2 separate regions of the Homo sapiens genome follow, and region 1 is linked to region 2. A link is a contact called in ENCODE Hi-C or POLR2A ChIA-PET data. All regions are on one chromosome and are shown on one strand. The core of a region is the stretch at or near the end of the contact, and the rest is flanking DNA. Distances in the headings are between cores, read along the strand shown.

Region 1 (5,620 bases), core at 922-3,421, 420 kb before region 2:
AGCATCATTATGACACCAATCATTTACAATTTAAAGGAAAATAAAATATTTTAATTGATTATGGGCTCTTTAAAAGCCAAAAATTATTAAACCCTTCAAACTAGAAAAGACCACTGAAACATCCTACAGGTTTTAATTTCCAATAAAGTAAATACTGATAACTATAACCCACATAAAAAGCTCTTTGGGGTCCTCAATAATTAGTTTTAGAGTAAAAAGTTCTTGAGACCAAAATGTGAGAAAACCACGTGAATTAATCCCAGCCTTGTTATTAGATTTATTTCTTCCTATGCCCTCATAAGGAAGCATTGCTTTGGAATTCCAAGATGTATGTAATTCCCTGGCTTGGCTGAGGTTGCCAGTTCTAGTTCTTTATTCTTTTTACTCAATTTTTCCTTTCAGTTTGTTGCTTTTTCTTACTTTTTGTCCAGCATTGTGCTTTAATTCCATTATAGAGATCCATTCTTCAGGTGAACTATGCAAGTGATTTTCTTTTCAAGTGATTTGAACCAAGCGTCTTACCAGTTTTTCCCGAAATTAAGCTGACCTGGGACACCTTGACTCCAAGCCCAGCAGTAAGTCTCACATGCCACAGGGCCTCTCAGCCATCTCTGCTGAGAAGGGACCCTTACTGGCAGCTAGGATCCTTGAGACCATCGTCAAGGGCAACCTGGCTAAGGTAAGGTTGGCCTGGGACCTCTTAACTGGGAAAGCAGCAGCTGTGAAGTTCATTGATGAGACTCAGCAGATCTCCTCCAGACACCATCCACAAAGTAGGAACCATGAAGGCTCGGATCACCCCAACATAGTGAAACATTTGCTGTGATCGATATTGAGGAATCTCTTTGCTTTGTCATGAAGCACACTAGCCAGGAGGAGAAGTTTGTGAATACCTGCTCATGGCAGCAGGAAAGAAAAAAAAAGGACTGAAGCAAATTCTACCAAAAGTGTCTGCTGTGCAAGCTGTCACCAGAAACGTATTGTCCACAGAGATTTAAAGGCAGAAAACACGCTCTTGGATGTTAACACAAACATCAAGATTGCAAATTCTGGCTTCAGCAACAAATTCAGCTTTTACAAACTGGATACCTTCTGTGGCAGTCACCTCTGGTCAGCAGATCCCTGCTTTTGATGGACAGAATTTCAAGGAGCTGCAGGAGGGGAACTGAGTAGAATATATTCCCTTCTACATGTCCATTGAGTATAAAAACCTGCTCAAAAAATGTATCCTTCTCAATCCCAGCAAGAGAGGCCCTTCAGAGCACATTGTGATGGATCCATGAATGATTAGGAAGCATGAACAGGAACTTAAGCCCCGGACCTCCGCCATACTGAATCATGGCGTCCATGGGTTACGGACAGGAAAGATCCAGGACTCCCTGTGAAGTGTGATGAAGCAGCGATCGCCTACCTGCTTCTGGGTTCTAAGAGATCCGAACTGTAAGGTTACCCCATCACCTAAAACCCCCACTGTCAGCTGATCTGACCCACAGTGGTGCGCCTTCCCTATACCAGGGTCTCTGCCAGCCCCGAGCAGCAGCGTTTCAGCAACCTGCCTTTCCCATCTTTCACGGCCTCTCTAAGAAGACTCAGAGGAGCCACAAAGATCCTAAGCGGGATCAAGAGACAGAGCAGAAAGGCAGCACTGCGCCCGCCAGCCCCGTACTCGCCTGGAGGGGACGAACCCCGCCCCCTCTGTGAATAGCGACCTCTTACCAAAACCAAAAAAGAGCAGGAATTCCTCACTCGGGGCAAAAGCCAGTTTGGCCAGACCTCCACGCAGAACGACAACAGCAGCCCCACAGCGCTGGGCCTGGGGCCTCCTGGGTTCCTGCCTCTCACCCCCCGCCTTCGTCTCCCCGGCCACCAGCCCGGGAATCCCAGTCGGTCTCCTTGCAGCCCAACCAGGTCTCGGTGTCGTACCCCACGGAGAGCAGCTGGGGGGTGCCCGCCAGGTACAGCTCCCCAGAGTGCCCCTGATACCTCCCTTCCACCCGCGTCATCAGCGCAGGGGGCAGAGCAGAGCCCCCGATGGGACAAGGTACGCGCGGCCTGGCAGCCCGACAGGTGACGGCCCCGGAAATGCGGCCCAACCGGGTGACCCCAGCCTCTCCCTCAAACAAAGGCCGCAGACAGCAGGGGGCCGCCGGGAGCTTCTTCAGCAAGTTCAGGTTCAAGTTCACAAGCTGGACTCTTAGCTGCGGGTTTGCCCAAAGGAACCTGAAAGAACCTGAAAGCAAAGACGGGGGAGGACACTCCGACCTCACATGGGGGCAGCAGAGGCAGTGATTTAAAAATGGCTTTCCAGAGACCCAGCCGCGCTCCCTGCCCTTGAGGCGGAGGCTGGAGGTCGCGAGTCGGTGGAGCCCCGCTCGGTGCTGCGGAGACTGCAGTGGCGGCTGGGACCCGGAGCCGTGGGCGAGGCCGGCGCGAAGAACTAAGGGAGGACTCAGGCGACAACTCCAGCAGCCTCTCCACTTGGTCCCCCGAAGCGCCGGTCCAGAAGCTCCTCGGCCTCCACGAGCGTCGCCACCCAGGTCACCACGCCTGGGGGCCGAGAGGTTCAGCTGCTCGCACCCGGGCCCCGCATCTTGGTCCCGAGCGTCTTCCCCGGGCCTTCTCCCCTCTCTTGCCGGTCTCCGCCTTCCCTTCCGCCTTCCTGCGCTGCAAAATAAACAAAGACTAGTCTGAACAGAAGGAACAGGCGTTCAGAGCGCCAGCTCCCCCACCACCCCTCCGTTTCTCTTCCCACTGCTGCCCCTTAGTTGCGTGAGTCTGGGCTCCAGCGAGTTCACAGCAGCGACTGCTCCCACCCCACCCCGCTGTCTCTCCCCTCTGTTTTCCTGGCCTTCACTTCCGGACGGTGTCCCCCCTCCATGGGCGTGGGACAAGCAGAGCAAAGTGGCGCCCGTCTGCTAACTCCAGGCCGGCATGGGAGTGGATGGTTGTGGCCACTTGGATGGTGGTAGCCCCTTCATCTCTCAATTTATTTTTCTGCTGTTGCTGTTCTTGAGAAACTGAGGCGCAGACCAAGAGATCCCCCTCCCCCGGCTCTTCCTGTCTTCAGCTCAGAGGGGTCCAGGAGAAAATGACTTGGCTCTTGAAGCAGACAGGGGCTGGGGCACCCTAGCAAGTGGCTGGCCCCTCCCTGCCCAGCATCTCCTCTTGAACTTAGGTTCTCCTAGGGATCGAAGGCGTAATAAAGAGAATGCGATTTTTCGGAGGAAGCGGGTACCATGTATGGCCTTTAGGCTTCTATAAGGACTTTTACTCTGAGAGAATGAGGTTTTCACAGAGAATTGACATGATCTGATTATGTTTTAACAATATCCCTGTGTTTGATAAAGTGTTTACAGGGACAAGGACAGGAGTAGGCAGACCCTAGGAAATACGGCCATGGTCCAGGCGACATGATGGTGGCCTGGACCAGGCTTGTGGAAGCAAGTGTGGGCATAGGACCCTGTGGCTGGAGGCTGGTGCCTGCTGAATTCACTTTCTGAGGGCCCTCCAGTAGGACTCTCTCTGCCTCCCAGGCCCAGTATGGCCTTACTTCCAGTTCTGTGCCTCCCAGACTCCCTCTTCAGCTGATACCAGAAGATTCAGGTAGCAGAGGCCAAAGAGAGTAATATGAGATTTAAGTTAATAAATACATAACTAAAGGAGATGACATAGAGGAAGAGAAGGTCATCCATTCATCAGCTGCAAGCAACAGAAACCAACTCAGGTTAATTTCAATGGGAAAGGTGTTTGTGATAATGATATTGGGTGGATTACATTGCCAGCATGTATGAAGAGCCAGGTTCTATGAAACACAGGCTCACCAAGACATGACACAGCTCACCTAATGTTGACATCCCTACCAACACTAACAAGCAAAAGACTCTACAGCCTGCACCACCAACCCCTCCACTACTGCACTGTGACACTGCCTCTAGCTCTGCTGCCACAGCTGCACTAGGAATTCAGTCTGAATGGAGGCTCTCAGTCCCTGCTTCTTTGAGTTACTGGTTCCTGCTTCCATGGCTGAATCTGATTAGTGGAATGTACCTCACTTGGTCATGTCCTAGCTCCAAGGGAGTCTAGGCAAGCAAGAGTTTGGCATTTTCATCTCCCATTGGGTGAGGCAGTCTCTCCTCCACACTATGGCTAATAATGTTGAAAAAGATTCCAAACATACACTGGATTTTAGATGCTAAGCAGAGCTAAAAATTCACAAATGTCCATAAGAAAATGTAAATCAGATTGGGACCAGTGAATGTCCTATCTATAATATTACTAGACTGATTTCCTTCTGTGGCTGTGATCCACAGTACCAGAAGGAAATTATAAAAATATAAAAATGTTCCATTTTGTTTGTAAGTGATTTAGCCTTCTGAGAAAACTCAATGATTAATATTTATTTGGGTATTTGTTTAAATATTATTGTCGACATGATAAATTTTTTATAAAACGTGTGTGATATATGTATATATGTAGGTATAGATATGTATGGATAGACACATGATAGATAAGACACTCAAACACTGACAATATCATTATATCATTTGACACTCATCTTGATCCAGCTATAACTAGAGCTAAAAAAAACTCTTGGAATTTCCAGGTATTGAAACAAATAAATTACCTTTTGTGTTTCAGCTAGTTTGAGATGACTTTCTGTGTCACTTGTACCCAACAGAGTCTGGAATAAAAAAAAAATTTAAATATTATTGATACTTAACATTTGTTTATTCTATTTGGACTTATAAATGGACTTATATGAGAGATTTTTAATTAGTATCAGAAGTAAATGAGTTAATAAAAACTGAAATGATTGTAGATTTATTTTTATAACTTTTATGTCTACAGCTATGATAAATTTTTATATTTTAAATTTCTATATATACAGTTTTTTTGTTTTTTGTTGTTGTTGTTTGTTTGTTTCTTTTTTTTTTTTTTGAGATACAGTCTTGCTCTATCACCCAGGCTAGAGTACAATGGCATGATCTTGGCTCACTGCAACCTCCACCTCCCAGATTCAAGTGATTCTCATGCCTCAGCCTCCCAAGTAGCTAGGATTACAGGCATGTGCCACCACGCCCAGCTAATTTTTGTATTTTTGGTAGAGATGGGGTTTCATGATGTTAGTCAGTGGATCTTGAACTCCTGGCTTCAAGTGATCTGCCCGCCTAGGCCTCCCAAAGTGCTGGGATTACAGGCATGAATCGCCACACCCCAACATAAATTTTCTATATTTTTAAGGTATAGTTTCTCCTAATGTGTGTAGGTAGGACATAATCATGCTTTACAAAAAGGAGAGATGTTCTGCTGGATTTTGAAAAATTATTTTTAAGTTCCAAGCAAGACAGGTTCTATTTGTTCCTGGAAAGGTAATTGTTTTGACATAGATTTAATGTCATTGTGTGAAGAAAGAATATATTTTAACACTTAAGCTACTTATATGTGAGGAAAAGGAGTAAGGAAGATAAGTTTTTGATTAAATAAATATAGTAATAGCATAAAATTAAGGCTCAACTATGCATCAGACTCTAGGGCTGATACCATCTTATCCTTAACACAGACATACCACACACATAGTTACTTTGCCCTAAGGATTCTAGAGCACTAAAATAGTGTATAA
Region 2 (5,448 bases), core at 2,034-4,533:
AATATAGCTGTTATCTGGGTTCAGGGTAACAGCCTTTCTCAAAGGCCCCAGAGAAAAGCTCTTTACAGACCCTTCTCTATCAGAATCATCCAGCCGATACACTGTGATAGCATAGCCGATGTTAAATTCTGGATTGTCAGGCTCCACTTCCAGAGCCTTCTCAAAAGCCGCTTTAGCCTTTTGATAATACTTTCCTCCAAATTTCAAGAGTGCCCAGCCTTTCTCACAGTCAGTCTCAGGACACTCCAACTTGTAGTTAGAAGGACTGGACAATTTCTTACAGACATTCCCTATCTTACCTGTATACTTCTGAGCTTCTTCAAGCTGGTCCATGTGATAATACACCCAGGCATAGTTTCCCCAAGTGACCAGGCTTCGTACTTCTTCTTTGTCTGAGTGTTCTTGCTGGATTATTTCTTCTGCTTGTTCCAAGCACTCAAGGGCGTCTTTATTTTGGCCTTTTAGGTGTTTCACATAGGCCAATAGGTTATAAAGAGCAAGTCTAGATTTTGTGGTAAGAAATTCAAGCTGTTGCCCAATTGTATCTTCTACCTCAAACAGATCAATGTCTTCCTTAAGTAAATTCCATGTAAAATGACATTCTAACTCCAACAGAATGGCCTTCAAGGTGTCCTTACGAATTTCACTGTCAAAGATAAAATACTTTTTAATTTTTGAAGAAATACAAGAAATAATTTTCTAAACCTTAAATATTGTTCTTTGCATAACAACTAATTTTATCCCTATTTGATCTTACAGTTAAAACATAAGTTTCCCATAACTTTATACTAGAGTTTCTTCTATATACAGTTATGTCCTAGAAATATTTCATTTAAATTCTCACTATTTATTGCAAAAACAGTTCTGGAGAGATGACAGAGCTTTCTGTATTACATGTATCTATTTCCTTTTGGCAATCACTAAACCATTGAAAATTAGGAATGAATATATACATATTCAATAATTAATATGAAAATTCCATTTTTGTATTATGAGTACTGATCCTGACTAGGAAACCTGGTAAAATTGCTCCTTGGTAATTGTTCCTTTCTCTAGTGTAATTGTACCAAAAATATGGGCAAGACATGCCATGTCCTTACAGCCTGCTTAAATCCACAACAACATGGCTTTACCAGCCCCCTGCCTAAAACAAACACCTGTTTTGAAGGTCTCTACCAGCCCAGCCCAAGGAGGATGAGGAGGGCTGCTCAGGTATTATGGATTTGGTTGTAAGATCTCAAAGGGACATTCAATCAGGTACTGACGTGGTTTGTCCAGGCTCTGGAATTTATGCACAACTGGACACCATGAGAATTTTTATTGTTTAAACTTTGTCTACTTAATTTTGTAACTTTGTCTTTGGGAAGCTAATAAGAGAGAAGCTATTGCATCAGAAGAGGTAACACGTATCTTTCGGTAATTCTGTTCTTCTGCTAGGAAGAAGCAGACTTTCATTGTCCTTGGGAGACAGTCCCCAATGGGGCTGAGCCCTTTTCCTCCCCATCCTGCATATATACGGTGCACGCCACCGTCTTTTTCTGTTTTTTGTTGTTGTTGTTGTTTTGTTGTTGTTGTTGTTGTCAAGCCCCTTCCTGATAGCACTCTCCTTTCTTACAAATGTTAGATGTGGCCAGGCGTTGTGGCTCACGCCTGTAATCCCAGCACTTTGGGAGGCTGAGGCGGGTGGACCACGAGGTCAGGAATTCGAGACCAGCCCGGTCAACATGGTGAAACCCGCGTCTCTACTAAAGATACAAAAAATTAGCCAGGCGTGGTGGCACACGCCTGTAATCCCAGCTACACGGGAAGCTGAGGCAGGGGAATGGCTTGAACCCGGGAGGCGGAGGTTGCAGTGAGCCGAGATGGAGCCATTACACTACAGCCTGGGTGACAGGGCGAGACTCCGTCTCAAAAATAAAGTTAGATGTGTGGGTGGCACTTAAACTTTTTTTTTAAACTTATAATGGGAATAATTAACATTTATTGTGCAAGTATTATGTGCTAAGCAGTCAACTGATAGGATTTATTACTGTCCTTTTCCACAGTCCCAAGAGATGGACACCATTAATTTTTACAAATAAGGAACAGACTCACAGAGTTTGAGAAACTTTGGGATCACTCAACTAGTAGGAGTTCAGTCCGGATTTAGAACAAGGGACTATCTGCTTTTAGAGCCCAAGACCTTAACATCTCATTCCTCAACTCATTAAATGCGGAAGGTTCACTAACCACGTGCAGGGCGGGGTGCTAGCCCCTGGGGATACAAAATGATCAAGAAAAGGACGCCATCATACTAAATCAGTAAAGGAAACAGATAAAGAAATCCTCATAAAACAGCGGATTGGGTGGGACGATAACAATCTGTGCTTGGTACAGAGGTAGCTCCTGGGAAGGGAAGAACTCAGACCCAGAAATCAGAAACGCAAACTGGCAGTGGCAGGCGAACCTGACGCCTGCAGGGCTGCGGCGAAACCGCGTATGCCACACCGAGGGAATGGCAGCTGGAAAGAGAGGCACGCGACAGGCCTAAGGAGACCCGTGGCACGTAGCAGCTGCCCCCGGAACAGCGCCTGGGGGCTCTGCAGGCGCTGACCAGTTTCCCGGAGGCGGCGGCCGCGGACCCAGCACGGTCACCGTCGCCGCTGCCGAGAAGAGCCGTCGGGTCGCGATGGGTGGACAGGCCTTCCGGGGGAGCGTCGCCCGGCACATACCCTGACAGTCCCGACCGCAGACGCCAGGGATGGGACAGGCTCCCGGGGAGCATCTCCTGTTCCTCCTCCCTGACCGGCCTTCTTAGGCGCTGGGGAGGGGCCGGACTCCCGAGAAGCGTCCACTCGGCCACCCTCCCCGGCAGGCCCGACTTCAGACGCCGCGCGCCGGGACAGAGCGCCCGGGGAGGGTCCCCAACGCAGATGCCCGGTTGCTGGGCGCGAGGGGCTCGGCCCCTGAAAAGGCCGCAGAACTGCGCTGGAAATGAATAAAAGCAGCCCGGTTTGAAACCAAGGCCGACGCAGGGCTTGGGAGGAGAGGCAAAGGAAAACCCTTACCTCATGATGGCAGCGCTCTGCAGGCCGTCCGGGCGGCGCAGTCCCTCGGATCGCTCTCTCCTCAGCACCGGGGACCGCGGGAAGCCGCGCGGTGGGCGTGCGCGTGCGCGTGCGCGCGCCAGGCCTCTGCAGCCCCTGGACTCGGCCGCGCGGCGTGTCTTTGTTAAAGGAGAGACCCCAGCCCCAGCAAGAACAGGAAACTGGAGATTGAATCAGATGCCGAGCGCTCAGAAACTGAAACTTAAGAAATCGAAACTAAACGTAAGCTTCAGAAACCGAAACTTAATAGAAGAGCTCAAGAGCCGCGGCCAGACGTTTGCGGAGTCCAGGGTCTTTCGGAGTTGAATTTGCAGCTGGGCTCCTTCACTTTGGTCTCGGCTTTTATCTGCCTCCCTGAGTACGCTGAGTTCGCATGCTGCCCGTGTAACTGTTTGTTTGTTTGTTTGTTTGTTTGAGATAGCGTCTCACTGTGTCACCCAGTCGTGATCTCAAGGGATGCGCCCGCCTCTGCCTCCCAAGGTGCTGGGATTACAGGCGGAAACTTAAGTCCCTGCTTCCACTCCAGTCTTTTGATTCAACAAGCAACACTGCAATGCTATACATCTATGCTGTTATTTCTGTTGGGTGTAAACTGAGAAATTTGGAGCTAAAATCTATATACATTTTAAGTTTTGACGGATATTGCCAAATAGCTTTAAAAATCCACTCTTACCCACAATTGTAGGAGACTGCTTCTCTTCCATACCTTCGCCAATGGTGCTTTGTAATAAGGACCCAATAAAGACAAGAGTGGTATTGGGGATCTAGGCAGAAAATGTCAAACACCCATACCTTAAACATTTTGTCCCCTTTGAATTCATTCAGCAAATATTGACAAACAACTGTAAGAGCCAGACTTTGTTCAAAGTACTGTCAATATAACAATAAAGAAAACAGACACGGGCCTTACCCTTATTGAGTTAATGTCTGTATTCAAAACCTCAATATCCTGTCCATAATTCATCTTTTGCATTGATTTTGGTTTTTTTTTTTTTTTTGAGACAGGGTCTCACTCTGTCACTCAGGTTGGAGTGCAGTGGTGAGATGACAGCTCACTGCAGCCTCAACCTTCATGGCTCAAGCGATCCTCCCACCTCAGCCTCCTGAGTGGCTGGGACTATATGCGTGCACCACTATGTCGGGCTAATTAATTTATTTTTTGTAGAGGCGGGGTTTTGCCATGTTGCCCAGGCTGGTCTCCAACACCTGGGCACAAATATTTTTCTAAACCTTAAATATTGTTCCGCCCATCGTGGCCTCCCAAAATGCTGGGATTACAGGCATGAGCCACTATGCTTGGCCTGATTTTGAATTTTTAAAAACATATTGCATTGAAATATTGTCTACCTTGATCACTGAGCTTCTGGCACCCCACCCCTCAAAACTTAGTGCCTGAAGCGAGTGCCTCATTTAAAGCAATCACTTCTAACAGTTGTACTGTCTTATACAGAAACTGCTGGTCACCTGTGGCTATTAAGAACCTGATTTTTAATTTAATATAAATTTAAAAACTGATAAGTTAATAGAAAACTTACATTTGGAATAACTTAGGTATACGAATCTGCTTTTTATAAGTTGCAAATTTTATGAACTCTAAATACAGAGCAAGTATTTCCAGTGATTATCCTCAGCAAACTAATGCAGGAACAGAAACCAAACACTGCATGTTCTCACTTGTAAGTGGGAGCTAAATGATGAGAACACACGGACACAGTGGGGAACAACACACACTGGGGCTTGTTGGAGTTGGGGGTGGTGGGAGGGAGAGCATCAAGAAGTATAGCTAAGTGATGCTGAGCTTAATACGTAGGTGATGGTGTGTCCGGAATTGGTTCCTTCCAGTAGGTTTTTGGTCTTGGTGACTTCAAGAATGAAGCTGCGGACTCTCGCTGTGAGTGCTACAGTTGTTAAAGATGGCGTGTCTGGAGTTTGTTCCTTTCGATGTTCAGATGTGTCTGGAGTTTCTTCCTTCTGGTGAGTTCGTGGTCTTGCTGACTTCAGGAGTGCAGCTGCAGACCTTCACAGTGAGTGTTACAGATCTTAAAGGTGGCGCGTCCGGAGTTGTTCGTTCCTCCCGGTGGGTTCGTGGTTTCACTGACTTCAGGAGTAAAGCCGTAGACCTTTGTGGTGAGTGTTACAGCTCATAAAGGCAGTGTGGACCCAAAGAGTGAGCAGCAGCAAGATTCGTTGCGAAGAGCGAAAGAACAAAACTTCCACGACGTGGAAGCAGACCCGAGCAGGTTGCCGCTGCTGGCTGGGGTGGCCTGCTTTTATTCCCTTATTTGGCTCCACCCATATCCTGCTGATTGGTCCATTTTACAGAGAGCTGATTGGTCCACTTTACAAAGTGCTGATTGGTCCA

Evidence for each region. A loop is a pair of places that touch in the nucleus more often than their neighbours do. ChIA-PET counts read pairs that join two places held with the same protein, here RNA polymerase II (POLR2A). Pooled maps may share reads with other maps.
Region 1: a loop to region 2 is called in a map of naive thymus-derived CD4-positive, alpha-beta T cell, with 7 times the contacts of the local background. The contact joins the enhancer-like site here to the promoter of IFIT5 in region 2. A Hi-C loop is called at or near these places in 1 of 168 maps with a recorded cell type or tissue (naive thymus-derived CD4-positive, alpha-beta T cell) and 4 of 50 pooled maps. POLR2A ChIA-PET finds 5 or more read pairs at or near these places in 3 of 52 experiments (A673, BJ and CD4-positive, alpha-beta T cell).

The regions. Positions count from the first base shown.
Region 1 is chr10:89,834,262-89,839,881 of GRCh38, reverse strand. It overlaps LINC00865 (long intergenic non-protein coding RNA 865), which reads right to left. Exons shown (of 4, transcript NR_038382.1): 3 at 4,625-4,681; 4 at 1-2,664. It also overlaps the pseudogene MARK2P16. Among named protein-coding and RNA genes, the nearest start is that of LINC00865, 7.6 kb to the right of the region's middle. RefSeq lists a silencer at 1,947-2,006. Within about 2 kb of position 2,171, at least 21 of the 41 ENCODE cell types and tissues checked have a DNase peak (open chromatin) inside an H3K27ac peak, as active enhancers do.
Region 2 is chr10:89,412,403-89,417,850 of GRCh38, reverse strand. IFIT5 (interferon induced protein with tetratricopeptide repeats 5) reads right to left here and starts at 3,283. Exons shown (of 2, transcript NM_012420.3): 1 at 3,048-3,283; 2 at 1-646. The coding sequence starts at 3,052. It also overlaps a transcript of LIPA not described here. RefSeq lists enhancers at 2,237-2,306, 2,407-2,506, 3,117-3,426.